Linked DNA regions of Mus musculus: all the other regions are linked to region 3. Evidence: chromatin loops called from intact Hi-C (ENCODE). Cell type or tissue: left cerebral cortex. All regions are shown on one strand. Each heading gives the region's core, and the rest is flanking DNA. Links, peaks and the distances in the headings are about the cores only. Region 1 overlaps Ubr1 (ubiquitin protein ligase E3 component n-recognin 1). Region 2 holds the start of Ttbk2 (tau tubulin kinase 2). Region 3 holds the start of Cdan1 (congenital dyserythropoietic anemia, type I (human)).

The links. A loop is a pair of places that touch in the nucleus more often than their neighbours do. Peaks named below come from ENCODE experiments on the same cell type or tissue, not always from the same donor. Only the 100,000 strongest peaks of a DNase experiment are listed, where the experiment ranks them.
Region 1: it touches region 3 in a loop (2.4-fold over the local background); 15 of 42 quality-filtered maps call a loop at or near these places.
Region 2: a loop joins it to region 3, with 10 times the contacts of the local background. A loop is called at or near these places in 14 of 42 quality-filtered maps.

Annotation. Positions count from the first base shown.
Region 1 is chr2:120,861,533-120,871,415 of GRCm38, forward strand. It overlaps Ubr1 (ubiquitin protein ligase E3 component n-recognin 1), which reads right to left. Exons shown (of 47, transcript NM_009461.2): 43 at 9,457-9,513; 44 at 6,694-6,771; 45 at 4,858-5,028; 46 at 2,786-2,887; 47 at 1-1,259. The coding sequence ends at 1,118. It overlaps AV039307 (expressed sequence AV039307), which reads left to right. Exons shown (of 4, transcript NR_038350.1): 2 at 656-792; 3 at 1,762-1,886; 4 at 4,798-5,158. Among named protein-coding and RNA genes, the nearest start is that of AV039307, 16 kb to the left of the region's middle. In left cerebral cortex, for the core only: CTCF peaks have their summits at 3,999 (motif pointing right), 5,230 (motif pointing left) and 6,191; DNase peaks (open chromatin) are centred at 1,185, 1,383, 5,237 and 6,011; H3K27ac peaks cover 1,765 bases.
Region 2 is chr2:120,845,290-120,855,172 of GRCm38, forward strand. Ttbk2 (tau tubulin kinase 2) reads right to left here and starts at 5,129. Exons shown (of 16, transcript NM_001024856.2): 1 at 4,767-5,129. AV039307 (expressed sequence AV039307) reads left to right here and starts at 5,367. Exons shown (of 4, transcript NR_038350.1): 1 at 5,367-5,476. In left cerebral cortex, for the core only: CTCF peaks have their summits at 5,277 and 5,485; DNase peaks (open chromatin) are centred at 4,606, 5,265 and 6,832; H3K4me3 peaks cover 2,657 bases; H3K27ac peaks cover 1,662 bases.
Region 3 is chr2:120,726,993-120,736,875 of GRCm38, forward strand. Cdan1 (congenital dyserythropoietic anemia, type I (human)) reads right to left here and starts at 4,525. Exons shown (of 28, transcript NM_026891.2): 1 at 4,420-4,525; 2 at 3,710-4,200; 3 at 3,307-3,513; 4 at 2,938-3,107; 5 at 2,697-2,810; 6 at 2,539-2,617; 7 at 1,619-1,739; 8 at 1,342-1,451; 9 at 866-955; 10 at 305-380. The coding sequence starts at 4,509. It overlaps Ttbk2 (tau tubulin kinase 2), which reads right to left. Exons shown (of 16, transcript NM_001024856.2): 16 at 5,824-9,883. It also overlaps a transcript of Stard9 not described here. In left cerebral cortex, for the core only: a CTCF peak has its summit at 4,502; DNase peaks (open chromatin) are centred at 3,045, 3,088, 3,745 and 4,554; H3K4me3 peaks cover 3,290 bases; H3K27ac peaks cover 1,007 bases.

The DNA.
Region 1 (9,883 bases), core at 799-8,798, 130 kb after region 3:
CACAGACTCAGGAGAGCTGCATTATTTATACGCAAGATGGCTCAACCACAGCAGGTTATAACAGGACACACACCTGATTACGTTGCTTTTTTGTTATTGTTGTTTATATTAATCATAAACAGTCGTTTATGAAAGGTTTCACCTAGACATCAAATCAAGGACCTGTTTCTTACAAGCCATAGAAGGTTGCAGAACTGGCTTAAATACAGTGTTCTAATTTCATCTCTTATGACCATTCACTGGGGCAATTTTCTGATTCCCATTCTACAAAGAGTTTGCTTCAAAACAAGAGTTTTCTGAGAGACAATAGGATGGGGCCCCAAGAGACGAGATCTTACTGCAGAAATCTGCCTTAAGAAATGTAACTGATGGAGAACTTGTGACTCCACAGAGCTCCCTGGAATCAGGTGAGGATAACAGGCTTTTGTATAAGGAATGCGTAATGAGCACATTCTCCTGAATCTACTTGAGGTCTATACTGGAAGGATGCTTTCCAGACTAGCACAGCTAGCACTCTCCATAGAGAGATTTAGATCTGTTTCTGACTGAAGCCGTAGGTGGTACAATAAGGATATTTCCTTAAAGAAGAAAGATGTTTACATGTTTTGAAATTTTTAATTGAAAGAAACTGCATAGTTGTGCAATTCCTCTTTAGACCATCACAGGTGATCAGCATCTTTTCAGATCTAACCCAAGCTAAACTACACTCGAGAAACACCAAATACAAAGGTGCAGAGATGTTAGCCAGATGGAGAAATGTCCACAAATGCTTAATGTGACCTCATTAACCAGGTGGGTGATATGAAATGAACTAGGACAGTTATGAAGGGAAAGGAGTTTTCTGGAAATATTAGCAGAAATAGACACTTGGATGAACAAGCATTTCTTTAGTGTTCTAGAACATAAAACATTAATCTATGTCTTGTTTTTCCCTTGAAGCTTATGTTTGATAATTGAAAGCAATATTCCATTAAGGAATATTTTATTAATGTGTGTGAATCTGGACATGGATCAAAAGACCCTCCAATACTTCCCCGTCCTCAGAAAGTTCTCTAGAATTTTAGATCAGTCTTTATTATTGATGTCACTCATGATTGTCTTGAGGCAGAACTGGAGCTCAGAGTAACTGCCAGTTGAATCCAAATAGCATCTGATTAGTCTCCTGGCTCCGAGCAATCTCTTCTATAATGCAGTGCTGTTGCCAGACCAAATGCAGCTTCCGATACCGCTCCCGAGATAAATGAAGTGGGTTTCCTCTCCTTCAGGAAAAAAAAAAAAAAAACAAAGCTGACATCTAAGCTTTAACAGTGCCATCTCTAGTCTTAAATCAGTACACACTACCAAGACATCCCTGCAGCTATGAGCGCAAGCATCAGGACGAGGCCCAGAAACAGGGCAACTCTTCACTGATTACTAAGAACTTGGCACACCACTTAGTTAAGGAAGCAGAAATAGACTATTTGGGAAATCAGGTCTCATACATAATGAACATAATGAGACCTCATTTAAACAGGTTCTAACTTGAAGCAGCTCTGGTCTTTTCTGGTGGATAGCTGAATGAGGTTCTAATGGCTTTCTGTCCTCACAATTTACCCAGCTTCAGTTTATGATTTTGTGTAGGAGGTTAGGTTTGAGGCATAACACTAAGACCTTAAATCATTCTTCTCCTCAGAAATACTTTGTTTTATAACCTTCCCTATGATTCATCTTGCACATGCTTGGTGAACACTTTCTTGGTTTTTGTTTGTGTTTTTTTCTCAGTCTTGTTACAGTGTCCAGGCTGGGTGTGAACAGTGATACTCCAGTGACCTTCCTGCTTCATCCTCCCAGGTAGCAAGAACTCCGTATAGATGTGCATCATCATACCTGGCTTAGCAAATGTTTAAGTAAGTACATTTCTATTCCAGGGTTACCTAGTTTGCAACACTGTGCCAGCTAACACAAAAAGTCTGAAGTCTGTTGAGTACAGTCATAGCGATACCTGGCATCTCAGTCCCTGGAACATCAGATGTCTCAGCAACTTGTCAACTTTCACACTGTTTATCATTAACTTAAAAGTTCCACATTTTTGTACTTTTCTAGAACAACTCAAGATTATCCTCAGTTATTAACTATTTTGTTGTTGCTATTGGTTTTGTTTTTGAGATAAACTCTCACCATGTGGCCCTGGCTGGCCACTATTCAGATCTGATGAATCTTAAATTCAGAGACTCACCTGCACTTGCCTCTTGTGTACTGGAATTAAAAGTGACCTCCACCCTGACCAGCATTAACTACTTTGACCACTCAGTACCTTCCTCTTAAACTTAAAGGCAAGTCAAATGCTGTCTCGATAAAAACAAATCCCTATATAATCCATTAGAGCCCAAGCCCTATCTAGTGAGTCTATTCTTCTGGATGATATTTTAAAAGAATAATAAAGTTTGGGAGAGAACTCTGTCAGTCAAGTGCCTGCCATGCAAACCTGAGGGGCCTGAGTTCAAGGCCCCAAACCTACATAAAAAGTTGATAACATGTGGTACTGACCAGCTACTCAGCCTCCTAGCATCAGGGAACCTGTCTCACTGTCTCACCAGGCCCAGGTGCTAGAAAGTGGGCTCAGTGGTTAAGATACTAACGACTGTCAGAGGACCAAGGTTCAGTTCCCAGCATCCAAATGGCAGCTCACAAACATCAGTAACTCTATTTCTAGAGTTTACGTTTAAAGAACTATTAATATACACATACAATAAAGCAAATAAAATATAAGACAACTGATTAAACCTTCCACTAAAGAAAATCTTACTTTAGCCCTGGGTCTGTTTCTCCATATTCATCCAAGTAAGGGGCTGGGTAGGCACAGCCTCTGGCTTTTCCTTCCACCAGGACCACCCTGCATTCTCGGATTCTGAAAAGTAAATCCAATGTTAGCAAACACTGTTAGATACACATATGCAGATGATAGACATCGAATCAAAGTTAAAGACAAGACATGCTCAGTAAACATTTAATGAAAAGGCAATACAGCCGTGGATGAAAACACTATACTGTGGGGTGTTTTGTTTTGTTTGTTTTTGAAGAAAGGTCTCTCTGTGTAGCCCTGGCTGTCCTGCAACTCGCTCTGTAGACCAGGCTGGCCTCGAAAATCCACCTGCCTCTGCCTCCCAGTGCTGGGATTAAAAGGCGTGCGCCACCACTGCCTGCAATAAACTGTTTTGTCTGAGTAGAAGGAACAAACACTGCTGTTTTTCTTGATGCAATAGAAAAGGATCCATGAGCCAAGTGTGGTGGTGCACGTCTTTCTGAGTTCGAGGCCAGCTTGGTCTACAGATTGAGTTCCAGGACAGCCAGGGCTATACAGAGAAACCCTGTCTCGAAAAACAAAAACAAAAAAAAACCAAAAAAAAACAAAAAAAACAAAAAAAAAAGGATCCGTGGATCTAGAGAAATGGGAAATTAGTAATTCTACCTGGATATACTGAATGGGAGACTGTCCTGTGAGCCATAGGACCCTGGAGAAATGTGGCTGGGCCTATTTTTGCCTTTTCCTAACTTGCTACTTAGGCAGAAGGGGGCTTCAAGGAAGGATAGAGCACCCTCCAGTCTAGAACTGTTAAAGGCTTTCCTAGTTCAAGCCAACCTCCAATAGTACTTTGAGGACACTTGAGATGCTTATTGCAGAGAAATGGTTAAGGACCACAATGAGAAATCATAAGGCAAACAAATTACAAAAAATAGTTGGGATAGACAGACTTATTCCTGTGGCTTCAAGCAAACAAGTGTTTGAGTTTGACTTCTATACCGTTCTTTGCTCTTGTCTCAAAGGTTGCCTTTTTTAAAAAAAGATTTATTTATTTATTTATTTTATGCATATGAGTACCCTGCAACTATACAGATGATTGTGAGCCATCATGTGATTGCTAGGAATTGAACTCAGGACCTCTGCTTGCTCTGGTCCCTCTTGCTCCAGCCCAAAGACTTATTATTATATGTAAGTACACTGGAGCTGTCTTCAGACACACCAGAAGAGGGCGTCAGATCTCATTACGGATGGTTGTGAGCCACCATGTGGTTGCTGGGATTTGAACTCAGTACCTTTGGAAGAGCAGTCAGTGCTTTTACCTGCTAAGCCATCTAACCAGCCCCTCAAAGGTTGATAATATATCTTTAAGCAATGATAATATATCTCACAGTAAGTCTTAAGGGTTTATATAGGCAAAAATTGAATTTCACAGGAAAATGGACAGAAAAAACACAGAAATCAACTTTAAATTTGATTTCTCCCATGCAAGCTATCTTCGTTTATAAATAACTATTGTTCTAAGTAGTCAATCGTTTGTTTAAAGAAGGAAATAAAAACATCTTAAAGAAAGGCAAACATAGGCCTGCACTTGGGGGGCAGGATCTCTGAGAGTTCAAGGCCAGCCTGGTCTATATAGAGAGAACCTGTCTCAAAATAAATAGCTGGGTATGGTGGCCCATGCCTTTAATCCCAGTACTCTGGAGGCAGAAGCAGAAGATATCTGTAAGTTCCAGGCTAGCCTGGGTTACAAAACAAGTTCAAAGACAACCAGAACTACACAGAGAAGTTCTGTCCCAAAAAACCTAAATAAATATACAAGTAAACACACACATAAATAAGGCAGTCTGAAATTAATAATCTGCACATACTTTATAAGCATAAGTTTTAGGATTTCAAGCTTTCCTTTCATATCTAAATATTACACAGAACTGGGGTCACTGATATAAAGCCTATGCCATTAAAGATTTCTCTAACAATGAAGGAAATGTAAACAGAATATTATTTTTTTTTTAAAGAACTACTTATTCTACTGGCATATTCACTCGATACGTGTTTCCAGATGACTCCATACTCACTTTAAGAAAATGCAGACTCCAGCACCACAATGAAGCGCATGAAAAACGCACGCTCCAACCTCTTCCCCATTCACTATTTCTTGGCAACAGATGTTCTGAGAACACAGGATGGCCCCACAGAAAAGACAGAGGACAGGATGCTTTCGCTCATCATCTGCAGACCGTGGACACCTCAACAGGGGAAGACACATTCAGTGTGTTGGAAAACAAGAAGCACATCATGTATCTATTTAGTAATAAAGCCTGTTCCATCACTCACCCTACTCAGCAGAGAAATACAGGAATTTGTATTGCTCTTCCAGAAACTCTTGAGATCACTCTAGCCCCCCCATGCCTGCCTGTAACTACAGCTCCGAGGATCTGGTGCCCTCTGCTGGCCTCCACAGAAATTTGCACACATGAGTCATAGACATACATTAATAATAATAAATAACTCTCCCCCCCCCAAAAATTTTTTTTAACTTAGCTCCACTTAAAGGAGGCCTATGCTACCAGAGAATCTTGCTCCAGGTGACTGGTCAGCACAGCCTCCTGAGCCAGGCTCATCTGTGCTGCCCACTGCTCAGGAATTTTCCTCTAGCTCAACCTCCTATACCAAGTGATGACCCCAGTACCCCCTGCTTGAGCCGGCCTATGCCTGGGAACCTCCTATGCCAGACCTGCCTGCTCTTTACCTTGGTGAGAGAAGTTTCTTACTGAAATGGGTAGTTCACTTAGGGGCTGGTGAAGATGTAAAGACATAATGTCCCATACATTGCTGGTGAGACTGTTAAATGACACAGTGGGTTTGACACTAAAGAAAATCAAACATATGGCCTAGCAAATGACCTATGTATACATTCACATGAAATGAAAATTGTACATTCATCTGGCAGCTTGTATGTGAATGTTTATAGTACATTATTCATAATAGCTAAAAGGAAGAAACAATTTCATAAATATGAATGCCCATCTATGGAAGAAAATATAGACAACTGTGGTCTATATGTATAATAAAAAATATTAACCAAAATAGGAACAAATTTAATACAGCTACAACTTGGATAAGCCATAAAAACATATTGAGTGAAAGAAGACCCAGATTTCTGCTATGATGACACATCCACACAGCTAATCTCACAGAGTGAATCATCAGTGAGGAGGAGGCAAAAAGCCAGGGGCGTGCAAAGGAATCGGTGTTACAACTCCTCTGTAGTGGCGAGAGTTTGGACAGGCAAGAGGCAGTGAACAGTACAGCCTGCAGTAGTTCTGCGACTCTGTCAGTGATGAATGACAGAAGTGTGTACTGTAGCATGGTTTGAGGAAACCGAGTACAATGGATACACAGCAGTCTCTCCTCTTTTTAAAAAGATTTTATTGTACGTATGTGAGTACACTGTTGCTGTCTTCAGACACACCAGAAGAGGGCATCGGATCCCATTACAGATGGTTGTGAGCCACTATGTGGTTGCTGGGAAGTGAACTCAGGACCTCTGAAGAGCAGCTAATGCACTGAACCATCTCTCTAGCCCCTGGCAGTTACTTCTTAAGCAAGCCATACCCAGAAATCTGTGTGTATGTGTGGGGCTCAGAGACAGCTTGAAGGAGACTGTTCTCTGAGACAACAGGCTTGGCAGCTCCTTTACCAGCTGACCCCTCACTGGCCACTTTTTCACAATGAGTTCATTGGTTGTATGGTAGGCCAAATGCAAGTTCAGGAACGTTACAGTCTCTCTCTCTCTCCTCGCACGCACGCACACACGCACGCACGCGCGCACACGTGCACACACACACACACACACACACACACACACACACACACACACACACACACACACACACCCCTTTTCTTCTTACCTAAAGTGAGAAGCCTGATTTAGAAGACAGCTGTAGTCCTCAGGAAGCTCTATCAAACTATTTCTTTTTCTAGGGTACCTAGAGGCATAGTTTAAAAGACAGTGTTATACATAAGTAGGCAGATTAAAACTGAAGAAGGCTTCAGAGCATGCTACATTTACTTATCTATAAACTAAGGTTGAATATATTCCAACCATGGGCAATTCATCAATTTAATGTTTTCAGAAAAAATAAAGAAGAGAAATATTAAATGAACTTCATTAAGACTCAACAGTTTAAAAGATGTTAAATATAAGTATGAAGGAACTGGGCATAATTGTGTACATCTTTATAATCCTAGCATCAAGAGTCAGGCAGATCTGAGTTCAAGACCAGCCTGGTCTACATGGTGACTGTGTGTGTGCATATGTATACATTTATTAAGGAAACTCCCAAAACTCTTGAAGACTAAACAAGATACTGAAGTGAAACAGAATATGTTTAGCACTTGATATTCAGTGGCTAATGTTAGCATCCATTTCCTTTACAAGAGACGGTAAAAGACCCATGTAGTCTAAGGAGGGTCATCTGAGTAACAGGAGATTCTCCCTAGATGAAAATCAATTTATATTTTATAATTAAAAAATACTTTTCTTAAAGATTTATTTATATTATATGTAAGTACATTGTTGCTGTCTTCAGACACACCAGAAGAAGGCATTGGATCCCATTACAGATGGTTGTGAGCCACCATGTGGTTGCTGGGATTTGAACTCAGGACCTTTGGAAGAACAGTCAGTGCTCTTAACCACTGAATCATCTTTCCAGCCCCTAATTAAAAAATATTTTAAGAATATTATTTATTTTATGTATATGGGTTTGCCTACATGTATGTCTGTGCACCATGTGTGTGCTTGCTGCTCAACTTGGTCAGAAGACAAGGTTAGATCCCCTGAAACTAGAGTTATAGGTAGTTGTGAGCTGCCATGTAGGTGCTGGAAATTTAACCCCGGTTCTCTGGAAGAGCAGTATTCTTAACTTCTAAGCCATCTCTAAGCCTTTCACTTATAATTCTTAATTCAGCTAAAAATAATCTTCTCTAAAATTAACCCTGCCTCATTAAGAATTGTCTTATCAGGCATGGCAGCATGCTTGTAACTCTAACAGAGAGGAAACTGAGGCAAGAGGACTTTTTAGTTTGAGGTCAACTTGGGCTACATGCTATATAACAGTTGTAGGCTAGCTGGAATTACACAGTAAGACACAGTCTCAAAAACACCAAACAAACAAAAGAAGAATCTTTTCCTCTTTAAGTTTCCTTTTTCTTTTAATTTTGTAAAGATAGGTCCCATTTTGTAACTTGGGTTGGTTTCAGATTCAATGTGTAGCCCAGGCTGGCCTCAAATAAACAGCAATCCTTCTATCTCCGTCTCTCAAGTATTGGACTACAGGCACACCTACTTTCCTCTTTATATTTCTTTAAGGTATTAGTGGTATATCCTATATATTATTATATTTTGTGCTATAATGTTATATATATATACTATATATAAATCATGCAATGTATATAAAGTATACACATGTATATAACTAACTAAGATTGCCAGTTGCTCATAACCAAAGAGTATATGTGTGTTATCTCCTTTCAATTTCTCAGATTATTTCAGTACCATGCTGTGGAAAGATATTTAAAAGGTACACCATGATATGAAATAAAGAAAAAACTGCATGATAGTACTAGTTGAAAAATATATATTGACATCATAAGCTTTTCTATTTCTCTATATAGCGGTGTCTTTCCTTTCTGGGTACTGACCGGCCGCAGGGCTACTGTTATCAATCACTAACGTTGGGTTGTAGGGAATGCAGCTTATGCATATTTCCTGTAGCTGAACGGAGTTCAAGGGCTGAAGAGAAAATGGTACTAGGAACCAACTCTTGTATCAGTTTACTGAAGCAACTCAATCACATAACAATTAGATAATACACAGAATGTAATATAAGCCAGGCCACAGGCAAACGTGCCATTCTCTTGTTTGCTGTTTAGGGATTTAGGAGGCTGGAAGATATATATAGACACACTCACATGCCAGAGAAGACAGGCTTCAGGGAAAAGGTGGCATTTGGACATGTACTTGAGGGAAAATGTAGATTCGGACAGACCCATAACTCAAGAGAAAAGAGAGCTGAGGAAACTTCTTGTTAGTTTGGAAATAGTCTCATTTCCTTACAAAGCCCAATCTGGCCTGCCACTCATATGCCTCATACCTCAATCTCTCTCTTGGATCACAGCTATGTACCATCATGTACAGCCTAAGAAAAGTTTGTCTTTTTTTTTTCTTTTTTTTTTTGAGATATGCATGGGGTCTAGTTTCTAAGCATATACACAAGAAGGGGAGAAGACTGTCAGATCTATTTATATTGTTATTCTCAAAGGGTGGGGAAACTGATTTATATGAACAGTGTAAACCACCACCTCCTGGCTTTAGTAAACCAGCAGCTCCCAGACACAAGCTCCGTTGCCTTTTGACAGGCAGGTACCAATTCAAGGATGATTCCTCCAGTGGAGCTGGTGGCTTCTGACAATTTAAGAAGGAAGGATAACCATTTCTGAGAAAAAAATCAGTGTAGGAAAAACCTGATATCTGGCGGCAAAGACCAACAGATATCCAGGAAACAGTGAACTGAGAATAAAGGGGACAGGCTAGAATTAAGGCAAACCAGCCAAGCATTTTAGAAACACAGTTCTGGATATATCGAAAAGATTTAAATAGTAAAACCAACCTGACCACAGCACTTTTCTGCTTCAAAGACTTGAGTAAGGCAGGATCTCCACACCACCTGTAAGTGGAGTCAAGAGAGAAGGAGGCTGGTCACAGGCAAACTGCAGTGCACATCAGCTGCTCTCTTCTCTCTAATCCTCTCTGTGTATTTAAGTTTACCTCTTACCCTTTTCTCTCCTTTCCTACTCTCCCAACCCCTTCTAAATCCTTTTTCAAGGATTTGGTTAATTAGTCTTTAGAACAGAAACCATCTACAATTTAAATGAGAGAAATTAATAGCAGGAAGTAGCAATACCAGTAATAATAGGGGCTCTGCATACAGCGTGTGTGGTAGGTATACTTGCCTACTCCCAGGAGAAGTGACAAAGGACCAAGAAGGCCCTTGAGACAAAAGGCCTTTAAAAAAAAGGAAAAAAAAAAGCCTTAAC
Region 2 (9,883 bases), core at 831-8,830, 120 kb after region 3:
ATTCATGTGAAGGTTTGAAACAGAGTCTGACTTTTGTTGTTCTCCCCAAAACATACCAGATGACAGCTTCTGAGGATGTTCATCTCCACCTACTATCTCAGCACATGTATAGACAGATGTGTGCTTCCACATCTACCTTCACATAGGTTCTAGGAATTTGAATTCTGGATCTCACACTTGTGTGATAAGCACTTTTATCTATTGAGCCATCTTCCCAGTCCAAATGCTATGGTTAAAAGAGATATGTATGGGTGCAAGTCAACAAGGGATGGACTTGTGAGGGTTAATCCTTGATTGTTCATTTGGTTGAACTCAGAAGTGTTCAGGAGATTAGTACAGTACACCTCTGGGTATATCTGTGAGGGCATGAAACACTAGCGTAGGCATTTACTGTGCCTCCTCAATGCCATGAAGCGAGCTGATTCTTTTCCACCATGCTCCTCCCTGCCACAGTGGGTAAAAACCTCAACACTGTGAAACAAAATGTTTCCTTCTTGTTTTTTTTTTTCTCCTGTTTGTCACAGATGCATAATATCTGAATAACATACAAGAGTTATGTGCACACTATTTTTACTACTTTTTAATTAATTTAGGTACATTTATTTTTAATTATTTAAATAGAGTGAAACTATTTCCACCGATCTCTGAAGCTAATGCAAACACAGGGTTTCAAACCTTCACATGCATGCTTTGGCTGGGAGCCTACACACACATACACTGAACTCACCAGAGGTGGGATGGAGGAGAGAGACAGACAGAGAGAGAGGGACATTGAAATAAAACATTTTCCCAGCACTTGGGAGGCAGAGGCAGGCAAATTTCTGAGTTCAAGGCCAGCCTGGCCTACAGAGTGAGTTCCAGGACAGACCGGACTACACAGAGGGTAGGGTTAATAAAACAGAGACTTCTCTTGAACAAACTTCTCTTCTCCAAACACTTGTCACAAGATCATGGCTACACTTTCTCTTCATAATACATGAAACTTGTATAATTATCTGTTTCTACAGGTTTGCTCAAAAGTGTATCATAAGCTCAAAAGTAAAGAGATATTTCTCTTTTGTCTACTGTTCAATCTTTAACCCACAGCAGTATAACATGGAAAATGCTTAGCAAGTATTAAAAATGGTTGTAAGCATTTATTACAATAACTCACTGTTCAAAGATTCAGAGATTGCTTTGAATAATTTATATATATGTATGTATGCATACATATAGGTACATATATGAATGATACTTTTGTCTGCATGGATGTATGTCTGTGCACATGTGGGTCTGGTGCCCTGACGGTCAGAAGGCAGCACTGGACCCCCTAGAACCGAAGCTATTGATGGTTGAGAACCACCATGTGGCTGCTGAAAACGGAACACAGGTCTTCTGTAAGAAGAGCAGGTGCTTTTAAACATTGAGCCATCTCTCCAGCTCACCAGCCCTGAATATTGTTGAATTCATTACATGCCATGAAAATTCAACAGAAAGGGAGTCCAAATTCAGCTTATCATGTCATTTAACATCTAGGTGATTTGTTTGTTTGTTTTTTGTTTTTGTTTTTGTTTTTCGAGACAGGATTTCTCTGTGTAGTCCTGGCTGTCCTGGAACTCACTTTGTAGACCAGGCTGGCCTGGAACTCAGAAATTCACCTGCCTCTGCCTCCCAAGTGCTGGGATTAAAGGCGTGTGCCACCACCGCCAGGCATCTAGTGATATTTATTTATTTATTTATTTATTTATTTATTTATTTATTTATTTAATGTAAGTACACTGTAGCTGTCTTCAGACACGTTGTGAGCCACCATGTGGTTGCTGGGATTTGAACTCCTGACCTTTGGAAGAGCAGTCGGGTGCTCTTACCCACTGAGCCATCTCACCAGCCCTAGTGATTTTTTAAAATCAAATATCATTATCAGTATAGCTTACACTTTTCTCTTTGGTGTTTCTTCTTCCTACTTTTCTTCCTTTATCTCTGTTTTACTAGGTATTGGAAAATGTTAATAAAAACCATGTTTAGATACTGTATAAGCTGAGGTACTTAATGGACAAAGAGAGAGAGTGGAGAAAAAGAAAAGAAACAAACTGTACAAATATACTTCATAACATACAACACATGCAATGCAGAAAGTTGCAGACAAATATTAACAAAAATACAATATTGAGAAGATCACATGACTTAAATAAGGAAAACAACTCAACTTTACTTTTTAAGGCAATTATTTTGAAGTGGAACAAAACAGAAAAACAGAAAAACAGAAAGAAAGAAAGAAAGAAAGAAAGAAAGAAAGAAAGAAAGAAAGAAAGAAAGAAAGAAAGAAAGAAAGGAAGGAAGGAAGGAAGGAAGGAAGGAAGGAAGGAAGGAAGGAAGGAAGGAAGGAAGGAAGGAAGGAAGGAAGAAAGGATGGATGGATGGATAAAAAGTGAGCGCTAGAGAGCTGGGTTAGTAGCTAAGCGCTCTGTCTACTCTTCCAAAGGCCCAGATTCAGTTCCCAGCACTCACAAAGCAGCTTACAATCGTCCAGCTAGCTCCAGTAGATGATCTAGCACCTTTTCTGGCCTCCTTGGGCACTAGGCAGCATTCACACAATGCAATTACATATATGCAGGCAAAACAAATACACATTTAAAAAAAAGATCAATGAGCTGGGTGTGGTGGTGCATGCTTGCAATCCTAGTTACTCAGGTGACAAACACAGGCAGATCACAAGACCCAGGCCAGTCTGGGCAAACTAGGAAGATCCTTTTTCAAAATAAAATGTAAAGCTGGGGTTACAGCTCCGTTGGTAGCGTGCTTGCCTAGAATGCATGAAGCCCTGGGTTTGAACCCCAGCACGGCATTAAAATGGTAGTTAACACCTGTAATTCCAGCACTTGGGAGGCCCAGTCAGAAGGATTCCTGGGGCTTCAGGACCTGCCTGGACTACATAATAATTCTGCCTCTAAACCACAAAGCAACATCATCCATAGGTGTCACTTGTAAAAGTTGTATAGCATACAAAAAACTTCCTGCTTGCCAACAAAGTGAAACTTAAATTCCATAATCAGAACTAAGCTGTGTTAACTATGCTTTGAAAAACCAATAGTTTATCACTGCATACATGTTCAGATAAAACACTGGTACACACAAAGTAAAAATCTCAACACTTTTAAACAACCGATGACTATCACATTTTGAATGCATCTTTATGTGTAAATTGCTCCCTAGAATTTTTTAAATTATACAAACTTCATTTCTTACATGACATTTAAGGATATATGAAGTCCTACATAATTGCTCAGCTTTCCTGGGGTATTAAAAAAAAAAAACAGTACCTAACAAGAGAACCTGAAGTCATATACAACATGGAATTCAATGATACATGAACCATATACAAGATGATGAACAAGATACAATCTCTAAGTCAGCTTTCTATTCATAATTAAATTGTTTCAGTTTGAAATTATAAATAAAATGAAGTTATGTATGAGCCTTAATGTCTCTTATGTGTCCAAAACTGAAAGAGGAAAATCAGTTTCTAACACTCCATTATAAAGTTAAACTATTAGAGAAACCTTCCTTTGTAGTCATGCTTCAAACATCCTTTCTGGTGTCTATAAAAATTCATCATACAGGAAATATAAGCTTCTGCGTTAAAGAGTTCTTTCATTATGCTTTAATTTTTAATAGATCATAATCCTCATCAGGATAGATTCTCCAAGATGGCATACTGTTATATCTGTCACCATTGCAGCTTCTTTAAAATCGCAACATAAAAAGTAAAAAGTATTCAACCCACTCAATACTTTTTAAAAAATCCTCATTTTTTTTACTCCTTAAATGAATGTTATTCTAGTCCACTTTGCTGAAAGAAAACAGATACATCTTTGCAGTCTATCCTGGCAAGTCCATGTTTAATGTCACTGCAACTATTAATGGCTCAAAACCAAACACTGAAACAAAACACAGCCTGAATCCTCCTTGTATTTGAGAGTTTGAGTCCATTCACAATACACTCTCTCACACACATTCAATTCTACTAAATAACATCTTCCCATCATATACAGGTTAAAATAGAATTGTCTTCTTTAAATGTTAAAGGACAGCTTCCAAAGCTAGGGGAGAGAAGCCTATCAACTTTAATCCAAAGCAAAGTACAACTCAATGTCATTTTTACCTCTAAGGCAGCGCCACAACTGAAACAAAATGAACTTCATTTAAGGATCAGGTATCCTAGCATCCCCATGATTATTTACTTCTCTGACTCGACAGTGCGTATATGTAGGCTCTTTTGTCCCTCTTTTGGCATCCCCGCGTATCAACAGCATCATCTTTGTCAAAGCAAATCCCTCTGGTCATTACTTCAATACTACAAAGTCCCGGCCTTCCTTGTTACCACACAAATGAGATTCGGTAGTCCCGTCACTCTTCCATTACAGTGGGAAAAGCAAGATAGAATGAAACGCTCATAATTTCAAAAGACTCCTCTCTGCTCGGTCCTGGTAGCCAGAAGAGTCATGAGTACAAGTGATATATGGGTCACCCACAGAAACAGACGAAGCAGCTTCATGAACCTCCAAGTTCAGGGAAGGCACCCAAAGCCTCCGGGGAAATGGGGCAGAACCAGAAAGATCTGTGGGATGAGGATCAATTTGGGTCTGGCGTCGCCTCAGGGCGTGGGCATAAGAAACCCAGGGGTCTCGGGCAGTCTCCCCTCCACGCCTCGGTTGAGCTGAACGAGGGATGAGGCGGGCGCAGGGAAGCTTCTTGGAGACGCCCTGGGGCTCGGGGGTGTGTCCTACCTGGGCCGCGGCGGACGCAGGATCTCTGACGGAGGACGAGGGTCTAGCTCAGGGTCCGCACCGGCAGGAGTCACCGCTCAGCAGGCGGGCCCGCCACCGCCTGCCCATCCCCCGCCGCCCACTGCGGCGGGACCGGAGCGCGGCTTAGACGGCCGGCGGTCCCTTCGGATGCCGTCCGCGTCTAAAGGCGGCGGCAGCGGCTGCGGGTATTGCTGCGGATTGTCCCGGGCCGCTGCTCTCGTGCCAGCCCCTGCTCCTCCTCCTCCTCCTGCCGCCGCCGCCTCCTCGTCCCTACCGCTCCCATCGCCGCTGCGGCGACTACTGCAGCGCCCGCTGACCCGGCCCGACGTTACTCTCCCCCCCGCAAGCCGCACAGCCTAGCCCACCCGCCCTGCCAGCGCGCACCGCCCACCTCTCCGCCGCGGGTGCTGATTGGAGAGCACGTTCCCAGCCTGTGGCGTCGGTTGGCTAGTCCCATTGCCTATCAGGAAGGGGGCGGAGAATTGGGCCGAGAGTGTCTCCGCCCCCCACCGGAGAATTGCCGCTATCTTCAGGTTTGCCTGAGAGGGCGAGTTACCGGGAAAGGAGCATCACAATGACAGTGCGCGTGTGCTTGGGAATTCTGGGACTCGTAGTTCCAGCCTCCGCTGCAACGGCCGGCCTGTCCTGAGGAGAGATGTAAGGCGCAGTGCTTCTGAGAGCCGACTTCAGTAGGTGTTCTCCTAGCTCAGCGTGCTTATGGCCACAGAGTTGGGCCCTTTGGAAGAAAATTGGTAATGCTTTGTCACTGAGGCGGTCGCGTCGAGAATCGTGAGGCCGGGTCATTGCTTAAGGTCTACTCGCCTGCTCAGACCTAGAGCTGCCAGGATCTGGGAAATGGGCGCTGTCCCCTAACCTAAGCTGCTAACTAGGGCCGGGAAACCCGAAGGTATTGGGAGAAAAGAAAGGAGTTACAAAGATGTCAGCCTGGCGAGGGAGTGCCCATTCACAACCCACGAAAAAAGATTTCATTGGCTTTTTGATAAAGACAATGAACAACTTTCATGTGGACCAGTCTGGGACTCTAAGCTTGGAGTTTGCAGGAGTGGCTCAAGACACACAAAGACTAACTATGAAGGGTGGGACACCGAGGCTGTATGGGAGACGTATTTCATGTTGAATGTGCCAAGCTCTTTGGTGAAAAAAAACAAAACAAAACCTAAGAGTAAGTCCCTCTTCTTTCTTTACTATCCATTATATAGACATTAAAAATTAAGAATAAACTTTACCAAGATCACAAAACTGATGTCAAAACCAAACTGCGGACCTATTCCATATTGTATGCCCAACGTTCTTTTTTCCTTAACAATTGCAATGACTGCCACGAGTTTGCCAGGAACAGAGAGGATGCAATGGTATGAATTGTAAAGGTTCACTTTTTGTTTTTGTTTTTGTTTTTGTTTTTGTTTTTCGAGACAAGGTTTCTCTGTATATCCCTGGCTGTCCTGGAACTCACTCTGTAGACCAGGCTGGCCTCGAACTCAGAAATCTGCCTGCCTCTGCTTCCCGAGTGCTGGGATTAAAGGCGTGCGCCACCACACCCGGCTCAAAGGTTCACTTTTACTTTCAAATATTTTCTTAGGTGACAAAAGTGTTCTTACTGTTAAGGAACTACCATCCTCTTTATATTCCTTTACAAGCAGGAGACATCCTTACTGCCTGTCATGTGCAGACTCTTGGACAGAAACCAAAACAAAAGACAACTGATGGTGAGGTCATCTTGTTCTATTCAAACATGAAGGCGTTGCCAGATTGTTTTGTTTCTATTGATGAAAGTTGGAAAATGCTTTTTTCCCCCATTATTCAATACAGACATGTGCTACAAAAACAGGTAGAATTTAAAAATTAGGTTAAGATACAAATGGGTTTCATTGTGGAATCTTCATTGTTTTCTTTTAAAGATAGGCTGTAGCCCCCATGAAGCCCTGAATAGCCTCAGTTTTTTGATCTTCCTGCCTCAGTCTTGGGCATGCTGCAATTACAGCTTCCAGCTGGCATCTTGACAATCACCTTGTAAAATAAGCCAAGCCGGAATCAGCTAGCTAAGCCATTCCCCACATTCAGCCCCACAAAAATATGATACAATAAATGTTTAAGGTTTAATCTGCAGTATCAAAAATAAATGTTTACTATTATCTTCAACACTGGTTGATTGTGTGGCGATAACTACTAATACAGAAAGATTTGGGAAAATAGGCAGTGATGGTGCACACCTTTAGTCCCAGCACTCAGGAGACAGAGGCAGGCGTTTCTCTGTGAGTTTGAGGTCACCCTGGTCTACAGAGAGAGTTCCAGGACAACCAGGGCTACACAGAGAAACCCTGCTTTAAAATAAAAAAAGAAAAGAAAAGAGATTTGGGGAAATAAAGGTGAAATAGAAGACTGACTCAGGTGTGCGGATACTCTGGATACATGAAGGAACAAAACTCAGACTTAAGAAAAATCTTACAAAGTAGTCAGTAAGATTCAGTTTTATACCAGGTAGACTTCATATAAGACATAATTCACTTTACAATAGTTATTTTCCCCTTTGCTCCAGCATGAAATAAACAATACACTGAATAACCCTCTCCTTTTCCTGTTCTTCCATGTGTGTGCTAATCTACCCACATTTAGGTGCCACTTTGTAATATGTCTCCCCCACCCCCATCTCAACAGGAAATTACCTATGTGGGTCATTTGCAGCACGAGGTTACCAGGGCAACATGACAATGTTTTGTTTATTGTACCCTAGCAGGGTAAGCACAATGCTCCTGAATCACATCCCCAGCCCCAACACCACAGTATGAATCAGCATGAAGATCAAAGAAAGAAGATGGCTGACAGGGCTTTCCTTCCTTGTCTTTAAAAATTCTCCTGGGATGTGAAGGAAGTGTTGAGTGCCCCTCTCTGCACCTGTGATGGCTAATATCCTTTGTCAACTTGACAGGGTTCTAGCTAGAATCACCAAAGAGACAAGCTCTTTGCTCTCTTCCATGTGTCTATGAGGGATTATCTAGATTTTGTTAGTGGAGAGGGGGAAGACACACCCTAGTCCAGGTGGCATTATAGGGTGCAGAGGAACCCTGAGTGAATGTGTGCAGTTGACATGAGAAAGGCAAAGCACCTAACATCCCCCGATCTGGGTGCAAATGCTGGCTGTGTGAGCAGAAAAGCAAGAAAGGAAGTTAACCACCAAGAGGACCAGACATCTCACACTCCACAGCTTCCCCCGCCCCATACTGACTCTGTACCTTTGAACTATGAACCAAAATAAACTCTTCCTTAAGCTGCTTCCTCCCCCAACTCCGCCCCCCCTCCCAACCAGGTGTTTTGTCAGCACAAGAGAATTAGCTAAGTTGCACCAGAAAAGCCAAAGTCTCAGGTGGCCAAGAGTGTAGCTCACTGGTAGAGCACAGGTTCATCATGAACAATGTTTTAAGTCCAATTCCTGGGGTCAAAAAAGCAAAAACAAAACCTCTCAGACCCCAGAACTGTACACTAATAACTGTGTATTAATTTCCTTATAGCTGTCAGGCTGCTTTCAAACTGAGTACACAGAGCTTCAAACCATGAAATCCAATCGTGGGATTTACAGTGCTTCTGCAAACCACCAAACAGCCTTGCCTTTATATTCTCCATCAAACTAGTTTCTATTTAAACATTACTCAATTGACAGAATCTCTATAAACAAATTTTCATAGGGTGGACTACTTTGCTAGGCACTAGAAAAACAAATACAAATAAACTTCAGAGTTCTGCTATGTATTTAGCAAATAGAATGCATTGTAGCAACTACTGCTTTGGAAGTTTGTAGCTCAGTTAGACACACTATAACAGGAATCACTAAACAAGACTGTGTGTGAGCAGCAGAGGCCCGAGATTCTCTGAGAGTGCCCCGGTTCAGTTTTTAACAGAAACCTCCTCACACCAATTGTATGAACTACCCTGTTTTGTGTCCTGGTTTTATTTTTTAATAATTTCAAAACTTCATCATTTTGTGTTGATAAGCTTTATGTCAAAAATTTAAAATCCAAATATGAAGAATAAAGCTAGAAAAAAGTGTTGGACAGCTAGACAAGGTAGCCATAATTTGGAGGATATGAGTTATTGAATATCAATTTTGGTTTGATAGCAATTAAAATAGACTATAAGGGAGTATTGAGCCTGACAAAAGTTAAAGAAAGAAAAAGTTTACATTTGTAAAGTAATTCCAGGGTAAGATCAATGCTGGAGCATTTGACTAACTTGCCTAAAGACCCTGGGTTTGATCTCTAGCACTGCCAAAAGAAGGGAAGAAATGATTCTATGATTCTATTCTAATTATAGGGGTTGTTTTGTTTTGTTTTGTTTTTGAGACAGGGTTTCCCTATGTAGCCTTGAGCTGTTCTGAAACTTCTGTAGACCCAGTTGGCCTCAAACTCAGTGATATGCCTACCTTTGCCTCCTGAGTGCTGGGATTAAATGCATACACCACCGCTGCCCCCCCCCCCGTAGTTATTTCTTAATTTCCTTGCCATTTTCCCCTAACTTTTATGAGACTCCAATTAATGATTATCATTAAGGGTAAGACTTAAAAAGTGTTTTGGGTTTTTTGGTGGAGGAAACGTACTAGAGATTGAACCTAGACCATCACCATTCTAGGCAAGTAGTTTATCATTGAGCCATAGCTTCAAGCCAGCAGTTAAGTTTTTTAGAATATTAAATTCTATGTTTTTGCTCAGGTTTTTTATGTATTTATTTTTAATGTGCATTTTCTTGGTGTTTGGCCTATATGTCTGTCTGTCTGAGGGAGTTGGAGCCACTGGAGGTATAGTTGTGAGCTGTCATGTGAGGGATGGGAATTGATCCTAGGTCCTTTGGAAAAGCAGTCAAAGCTCTTAACCATTGAGCCATCTCTCTCCAGCCCTGTCAGCTGTTGTTTTTTATTTGGGTATCAGGAATTGAATGCTCAGGGCTTTTTTGGTTTTGGGGTTTTGTTTTGTTTTGATCCCCCTTGTGTGCAATGGGAAAGTTATCTAGTAATACATCATTATATCCCTATAGGCTTAGGTTAGCTCATTGGTTTGCTTGGTTTTACTGAGACAAAGTCCCACCAC
Region 3 (9,883 bases), core at 664-8,663:
CAAGGCAAGCACTGTTTGCCTCAGGTCACTAGAACAAGGGTTTGAGGATACCCTGACTACTAAGCTCTCTTTGTACCGTAGCCAAGTCAAGGAAGGGATGGTGGTGAGAGGCTACAGAAGGGTATGGAGTCCAGGGCAGGCCAGAGAAGTCAGAGAACACATGCCCGCCAAATTTGAACTATCTCCCAAAGAGAAGGCGTTCTTTTAAATTTTGTAGCCAGAATCAACTAGGTTGTCTATCTGATCCAGAGTGCCAACCTTTATTTATCTGCCCACATCTTTTGGCTACCACTGCAGTTCTTACCTGGAGAAGCTGTTTTTGGAAAAGGCGGACAAAGTGGCTGTGGCTGCAGGCTGCTGAAAGTTGACCCATCATGGCTCTGAGGAGAAAGAGACACAGTGTAGAAAGGAGACAAGGGATGCATTCCGGCTATTTACCAAAGAGGTGAACAAACTCTTTGCCAGAAAGCCCACCCAGGAGAAGGTAAGAAACATTCATTTCCTTCACCACCAAGATTTCTCCAGACTAGATAGACAGACTTAACCCACCCAGAAATGCCCTCTCAGATCTTCAGGCCATGCTCATTGTCAGTGAACGTCATTATCAACGTAAGGGAGTAAGGACAGGATACTTGTTTCATCTATGAGCTCTGTCCTTTCCCAAGCTTCTGCCTTTACAGAACAAGTGCATGGCATCCCTGGGATTGAGAAGCTAGAAAGGAAATCCCTTTTGTTCTAGGTAGGTCGAGTTACCAATAACTAGAGACGGAGGAAGAGATGGGTGAAGGAGGGAAACCCTTGCCAACCAACACCCTAAATATTCCTGGGTTGCTGCTTACTGTCAGAGCAAGGACGGAGCACCCACCTGATCCTGCTACCCAAGCCCTTCTCAAAATCCCAGCTGGGTTCCTCGTGATGATCTTCCCACTCTCGAAGTACCTCATAGAACACATCCCTGGAAGATATGGAAGCTTCATCAGTTGCCTCCCAGTTGCTTACATCCACTTCCCAGAGCACTTTCCCTTGCTTGGAAGGTTTAAGATAAGCCTGCCCACAGTGCCAGTCTTTAACCCCATAGCTCTCTACACGATGGTAATGTTACAGACCCAGCAGCAGCACATCACAGGCATCTGTGGACAGGGAAAGCTGACCCTAAGATGGTCGGCTAAGCTCAGGGATTCAGGTCTGTGGACATGAAACAGAATGAAGCCAACAGGCTTTATGATGACTGCCAGCAAAGGGTCTGAAGAGCAGTCACCCACCCCTTTCAGTGCCTAGCTGCTAATTCGAGGAAAGGAGAGATTGTTTATGCCCTCCTCATCAGGGCCCTTTTCTTTTCACCTCTGTTTTTTAAAAGTATGAAAGGCTCGATCACTGGAGAAGTTGGCACGATTGTCAGTTTCTGGCTGGAAGGAGACAGCCTGAGCAGAGGGTGGTATCACGAGGGAGACCTAAAACATGGCAACAACATTAGGAAACAAGACCTGTTGGATCACGTTTACAAGACTTTACTCCTTATTCCTGCCCAGAGTCTGCCCACCTGACAGCACCATGGAAACTGTCTGAATCTGCAGACCATCTAGGCTACTCAGTGAGGCTACCTAGCGAGGGTAACTACCTTGGCAACACTGCCTTCATAAGCAGCCCGAAGGCGGCCCTGCAGAGCAGGTGAGAAGCACAGCAGCCGCTCATTCTCAGCCAGCAGCTTTAAGGTCCCTTTATCCAGGTAGGAGAGAACCCTGCAAAGAGAGGGCACACATGACTGAGACCGGCACACAGGCTGCAGATAGAAAGTACATCTGAGGCATTAGACAGGTGTTTAAGCCTAGGTATGTATGGCAAGGCCATGGCTAACAATCAAGACGATGAAGGTAAAAGGTGAAGGAAGACATGAGACTTCATGAAGCTGAGAGCAAGACAGTAGGATAGAATATTAGCCATGAACATTAAGGTCAGCTGCCATGTGTTTGTTGTCCCTATTTTTTTTTCTTGTGGCATACAGGGCTCTCTATATTATGAGCAAGCACTCCAGTGATCTATATACTTAGACTCTTTTGTATATATTATTTGGGACTACAGCTTAATATTTTTCAAAGGCTGGCCTTCAATTTTCTGCAGCCTGGGCAGGTCTTTAAACTTGCAATCCTTGCTTAGCACCAAACCCAGCTATTTATTTTTTTAGAGGATAAACTCAGCCTTGATACAAAATCAAATGATACAGATGGGCCAGGAGTTGTAGTGCATGCCCTCATTTCCAGAACTTGAGACGCACAGGCTGGAAAATCTATGCAGGTTTAAGGCCAGCTTGTTCTGCTTAGGGGATTCAAGGCCAGCAAGGGCTACATAGTATCACCCTGACTCAAAAACTAAACCAAACAAAACAAAACAAAAAAACCAAACCAACCACAATCTCCTCCCCCTCAACAAAAGGTTACAGGTAAGGTCTAGGGCAACTGTATCTATTAAGCAAAGGCATGCACATCCCACACGGCTAGAAACAGACATATAAGACTCAAATGTCACAGCTAGAAAACTCACTGAAACTGATGCTCCAAAACTTGCACTGCAAAGAAGACGCAATCATGGATGCTACGAAACAGGGGAGTGTCCAGGGAATCTAGGTCAACAACAAACCGTTAGTTAAGAACTGTCCCACCTGCAAACATCATTTCTCAAAGTGAGACTTGCTTACTGACCTAGGGCACCCTGACTTGATTCCAGGTCACTGTCCTTGGTGGCCACCATTCTCCGAGCAGTAAGGAGCTGAAGGACGAAGAAAAGCTCCAAGAAAAGGTTTGGTACTAGGTTCTCTGTTTATAAAGAGAAATGCCATACCATCGTACCACTGACAAGCAGGCCAAGGCTCTGCGCCTCCTCTACTCTCTTACTCTGTAGTTTGCAAGCATATCCACCGCAGCCCCCTTTGCGCTCACTCACCAGCAATGCAGGAGGAGTAGATAAGGGCTACCAGCTCCAGGCGCTGTCGAGAAGACACTCTGGCCGGGTCGGCAGGCTCTGCGGTGAGGTTTCCTGTCCTGCTGGGAACCGGAGACCCCGATTCTGGGATGGGAGAGGCTGGGGTAGGTGACTGCTGGAGTTGCTTGGTGCTATGTGAACAGGAGGAGATGTCATGATTAATCAGCCTGGCTTTACCAGCGACATTCACATTCAGGTTCTGCCAGAGAAGACATCAACAGCCCAAGAAGCAAACCCAGAATCCCGAAGGGAGAAATCAAGTTCAGGAAAAATCCCTGCAAGTCCCGCATAAGGAGGAAGTTGACATCCCAGGTGGCGGCAAAGCCATACCGCGCCTTCCTGAGCATCTCCCGCTCCTCTTGCAGACTTCTGCACCCTGGGGGAAGGCCAAGGCCCCAAGGGCTAGTGTCCAGGGTTGAGGGTTGGGAACTGGGGACACAGCTGATTGGGGGTGAGGTGAAGCAGGTCTTGGGCTTGGACAGTGACCGCTCTTCGCTCACCGGAGTTGGGTTGATCCTTCGAGAAGGCTTCGTTCTGCTGAGAGTAGTCACAGTTTTTTGTTTTTTTCCAATTTTCTATCTTCAAGCATCATTCCATCCATAACAGTTGGGCCCCTTTTAAACCCTCCCCCATTGTGGTTTCTTCACCCTCAACCTTCTAACCATCGCGCACTCTACTGTGGGGCACCAAGCTCGGCTTTAGCGAACATCTTGCAATAAGGACCGATTCTCACCCTGCAGAGCCCGGAGGAACGGTGCCTACGGGAGGGAACTCCTCCAAGTTGCTGAGGTTTGGCGGATCAGAGAGCGACAGTCTGGGGCTGCCAGGGCTGCCTGAGCCCTTAGGCTTCCGGCCTCCGGCCCAAGGCGGGCTCTCGCCACTCGCCCCCTCCTCCGCGGCCCCGGAGCCCCGACCGCCTCGTTCGCGGGACGGCCCCGGTCCCGGACCCCGCCTGCGGCCCGCACGGCGGGCCAGAGGTGCCTCGGCGGCGGCGCTGAGGGGCTCGGCTGCAGGGAAAAGCTGGCTGCGCGCCCCACGGCCACCCCGTGCCGGGGCCCCCTGCCTCGCTGGCAAGGCTGCCGAGGCGACTGGGGTCTTGGCGGGGGTTGAGGGGCCCTGCGGGAGGACCCGGCTGCTCTGCTCCCTCAGGAAGTTCAGCAGGAACGGCACGAATTCCTTCCGCAGAGGCCGAAGTGCGCTCAGAGCGGCCACCTCGGAGCTATCCTGAGGAAGAAGCAGAGGTCGCGGGGCGAGAGCGTCAGCTGACAGCGCGGGCCGTCAGCGGCTGAGGCCGCAGGGTGGGCGGCCCGGCAGCGGCGCGCAGAGGAGCGAGCGCCCTTGGCGCGGGCCGTCAGGCAGGGCAGGCTGGGAGAAGGGACTGAAGCATCATCCCCCGCGGGAAGCACATTCCAGGCAGGCTTGAGGGCGTGTCCGCACTGTTACCTCCGAACTCGGGGTGCTGCGCGCGATCCACCGCACGGCGGCTGCGACCGGCACCTCTTCGCGCAGCAGCGACTCTAAAACGGCCGCCATCCCTGTGCAGGCGCTCTGAGGCTACTGAGCAGGCGCACTCGCGCCACGGGCAGCCGGGAGGGGCGGAGCCGGCGACCGGGATCGACCGTTGGACGACGGGGCGGGTCCTTGAGGGGTGGGGCTCTGGCGGCCCGGGAAGATCTGCCCAGCCAGCCAGGCCTGCAGGGCGGCGAGGCGCCTTTCTCTGATTTCCTGGCCCCTGGAGCAATGTGATAAGATGAACTGCCTGAGGAGACCCGGGTCTGAAAGAGGGACCAGACAGGAAAAGTGACCAACTCTAAGAGACCAGCCTATGAGACCAGACACCTGTCATAAGCACAGCCTTAGACCATGACTGTAGAGCTTTTTGAGTCACTCCCTCCTCAACCAAAATAAAGTGAGTAACCTTGTGTTTTGACCTTTTTGTTTTTTCTGAGACATGATTTCTCTGTATAGCCTGGCCACTCTGTAGACCAGGCTGACTTCGACCTCATAGATTATCTTGCCTTTGCTTCCGGAGTGCTGGGATTAAAGGGGTGCGCCCGGCCTACTTAGCTCCCCACCCCTTCCCCTCTTTTACTCAAAAGGCTGACTCTTTACCATTGGCCAACTTTTTCATCAACTGACAATTGAGGACAGAGTTCATGCTGAGGCATGTTATAAAATCATCAAATGTCCATCAGACTTGTATTGAATCCCTTACGTATTGTATTAAAGAGTTTACAGCAGGGGAATATCTCAACTTCTTTTACTTGAGAGGTCAGGATTCATGATTAGCTTCTGGAAGAGTATGGCATTCCTAGACACACTCCCCCGACCCTCCTCCACACACACTGGCTGGTTAACCCTCTGGCTACACTTCCTGTCAGGTCCCTTATTTTGAAAAATATAATAGGCTTTCGGATGATACTCCTTAGTAAAAGGAAAGAAAAAAAAATCAAGATATAGGATCTATAGTTTCCTCCAAAACAAAGTAGCAGTGTATTGGCCCTGTGTTCCTCTCATTCAAAGGAAGACCACTTGGTGATAGGCAGTAGATGGAGCAGGAATCCCTCTAGCATACTGCCAAGGAGAAGAAAAGGGAGTTTTGAAAACTTAATTCTGTGCTGGATTTAGTGGATGCTTGCAATCCCAGTGCTTGGCAGGCAGAGACAGAAGAATATCAAAGTCAGCTTGAACACGCACGTCAGACCCCTGAACCCTGGTGTTCACCTAGCGTCTAAGTTAGCCAAAATGGCCTTCTCTTGGTTGTCTGTCACTTCTGTAACACTTTAGTAGTTTAGGAAATAGTTTTCACTTTTTGAAATCCAAACCATCACACAAATAGCACTAAAGTTTGCATGCGGACTGAATGTTTTATTACTAGATTATAAAAATAAAATACAAAATAATTTTAAAACAGAACTTAAAACACTGTACAAAGCTTTAATATGGTACAAATGAGAAAATTAAATAAATAATTACACTTTTATGTACAGATGGCCTATACAAAAGCACTGCATGTTTTTCAATACTCTATGCCCATGGTTGCCTGAGCAAAAACACATAAAGGGAAGATGCTTGAAGGAGAAAGGATACAATGTAACACATTGAAAAGAACTTCAAAGAGCAATTTCGCATCTCATTAAGAGGAGGACAGCAGAACATTGACTTATTTCTCTTGTTCAGTAAGAGAATTCGGGTTATGACTAAGTTTGATAACATTTGCCAGTAATAATTTATGAACTCATTATATCTAATACAAAATGAGATGTGCCTCCTTTTCTGAAAAACTTGGAATCTGTAAATAAATGATCTGATTAAATAGATGCCATTTAGGAAAGGTGTCAAAGGAGAATGAGAACTGTGCATCAGGGAACAGCAAAGTGGCTCGAGCCCAGGCCATCAGATCTGTCTACTCATCCAATCCAACAATCCAATCTCTCTTACCTAAGATTTTGTTTCTGCCTTTCCCCTCCCCCCTATTTTGAGACAGGGTCTCATAGAGCCTAAGTTAGCTTCGAACTCATTATTCAGCTCATTATGTATGACCTTCAACTCCTGTTCCTGCCCTTACCTCTTCAATGTTGAGATTATAGGCATATACCACCAAAATCTAGGAAATCCAATCCAATTTCAAAGTCCTGAGTGGCCCAGTGCTACATTTCCTTTGTCTTAAAAAGAAGATCTATTTCCTATATTTTAATTTCTTAATTATCTTAGAGAACTAATTTCATTGATTTATAGTTTAATAAAACTGTTTTTAGCCAGGCATGGTGGCTCACACCTTTTTATCTCAGCACTCTGGAGGCAGAGGTAGGTAGGTCTGGAGTTTAAGGCCAGCCTAATCTACAGAGCAAGTTCCAGCTCAGGGCTACACTGAAAAAACCCCCATCTCAAAAAATCAAACCAAACCAAACTGTTTTGAATAAAGTCTTAAGGTTTCTTCTCAGCAAACTCCCTAAAATAATAAATCACAGCCCAAACTCTGTATAGCCTTGTTTACTACTGTAAGTGAGCAAAAAACACCTGGCACATTCCAACTTTGATACAAGTGAATTTTTGATGTTTTCAATTATGTTTTATGGGAGTTTTAAAAAGTATCATATGGCAAGAATAGTCTACATAAAAACTTGGTTTAGGTGAATAATCATGTATACAGTACAAAATAATTTTAAATTATCAAGAGATAAATCCCACTGTTAATGTAAAATAACGTTATTAGCAAATTCTGTAATTCTATTAGTCTCAGAGATCTGCGTCATTCATACTGTTGTTGGTCTAGAAATTCTAGTTGAAGGTACCAGGAGATGTGGTCAGCATCACCTTGAGCCTACAGTGTAGATACTATCACCTCCAATTAGAGAAGGCAGAAACTTGTTACATTTTAAGGGCAATGAAAGGACTTTTGTTAAGGGCTCCTTAAAACCAAGGATTGAGCCCAGTATAGGAAATCATCTCATCACCTTGAACTTGCCTTAGCTGTCATGTTTATTAGTACTTATATAGGAGCAAATACTGAAATCATGACTCAGTAAATCTTTGCTATTTAGCATCTTGAGATATTGTGAAACCAAGAGATGAATTTGTCACTAATTTTCTGATGCAAATCCTCTCCCAAGAGGAAGAACTTACCTGAAAACATATATATTTTACCCATATTTTCCTCTAAGTGAATAGGGGTTCTTTTTGTTCCATACTTGGGAGTTACCTAGGAATTTCCCACTTCCTGCAGTTATGGAAAGCAATGCTGCATAACAAGATCCTTAAGGCTCCAAGATTGTGTAAAATTTCTGGAGAAATGGCCAAAATAAGGCAAATACCCAATAATATGAGGACTTTCTACTTTACTTACACATTCTCAGAGTGCACACTCGAGTTTTGTAAAGTTTTGGTGAGGATAGGAAGTGGGGCATGTTTACCAGACACCTCCCACTGACTGGGTTGTGGAACTGCCTCTAGTTTTCTTCTATGAGTTAAGGTCTAATATGCATCACTGTGGCTTCTGAGTTGGGACTCTAAGTGTTGTTGGCATGTAAGGACCATCAGAGTCGTCACATGCTGTAATCTTATAATGCATTTGGATTAAAACATAAAAAGCTATTCTGCAAATATGTTGTCTATAGAACCAAATTCAAGAAATTTAAGCAGTACAGTTGGTTACAAATGTCCTATTACCTCAGTGACAGAGGTGTTGGTTACAAATGTCCTATTACGTCAGTGACAGAGGTGCTAGATGACCTCCCCCCAGAAACAACATTCCAAAGCCATAAATAGGCACAATGTAAAACAGTGAATGCAAACCATGAACATGACAGAAGTAATTATACACAAATGAGAGCTGTGTACTCAACATATAATATATACATACATGTATGAAAACTTAAAAAAATAATTAAAAAAATAATGTTTTTGTTTTTGTTTTTTGGGAGAGGATCCCACACTACAGCCCAGGTGGACTTGCAATCACTATGAAGCAGAGGTTGGCTTCAGACTCTCTTCCATCTTTCCACCTCAGTCCCTCAAGTATTGGTTAGAAACATTAGCCATCACACCTAGCTAACAAGTTTTAAAATATGAGAAAATTTGATCTCCAAGGCTAAATCTAGATTATCTATAAGTATATTTTAAGATAACATTTTCAAGATGCATCTTTTTCCTAAAGCCACTAAATTGTGGATCCTGTTTCTCCTATCACCAATTCCTAATGTTAGATTAGAAATGTAAAATTTTCTGCCCTTGAGGAAAAGGCACCTGTTTGTCAAGGTTATTATTGGGTGTAGAAAATCTCATTACTTAGCTAGCTATGCAGTCTAGGTTTATAAAACATGCAGCAATGTACACCTTTGCTTTTGTACAATGGATGCAATCACAGAAACAGAAGCCTAAGACTCTGTGACTGAGAGGGAGTCTGGTACTTGCTGCAGCCCCTCAAGTTCCCGCAGTGTCCAGGAGTAAAATGAAACACCGCATCAGCATACAGTGCTTCAGTGGGCTGGAGCAAATAATGTGCAGTGGATAATGACGTCAAGGACTCTTTGACCGTTTGTTACTTTTTTTTTTAGGCCTTGATTAACTTGTTGCAACTTTTACCAAAGATATTCATTGCAAAGCATGCAACTAAAGAACTAAAAGTGGCTGTGCTCCTGTTTGCAAGGCCAGCCTGTGTGCAGAGCTGGAGAGAAGAGCCTAGATTTTTTTTGTTTTTTGGTGTTTTGTTTGTTTGTGTTTTTGTTTTTGTAGCCAGGGTTTCTCTGTATAACCCTGGCTGTCCTGGAACTCACTTTGTAGACCAGGCTGGCCTCTAACTCAGAAATCCACCTGCCTCTGCCTCTAGAGTGCTGGGATTAAAGGCGTGCGCCACCACGCCCAGCTTGCCTAGATGTTTTAAGATCTCTATCTTAATGCTGAATCAGATAGGATACAATTCCCTCCTGTTTTCACTATCCATTAAAGTCAAGATATCTTTAGGATGTGCAAGATTACGAGGTATGATTTTAATATTTCAAGCAATTCACAAAGCCTACGGGTCAGTAGTATAATTTGGGGGCAACATTACCTAAAATTAGGAACTAAGTGTTCATTCTTTGCTCCACTGAAATAAGCACAGGACAGGCCTGAGTTAGTAACCTGTGTAGATAGAAGCCAGGAGGTACTTGTCTCCCAAAAGATAATTTCTGTCACACCCTACTTCTATTATGGCTACAGTCATGTTCTTTACCTTATTTGGATGATTTGTGACTGAAATATGAAATATGCCATCAATAAAAACCTCAAAGAACTGAAAACCCAAACCAAACCGAAAGCTTGATTCTCTAGATCATACTCCTGAGTGAAGAGCTGGCTTAAGACTGCCAATTTTTATTTTTAACCTGAAAGAAATGTAACATGTAAAAGCACAAACTATGTTTTTTAA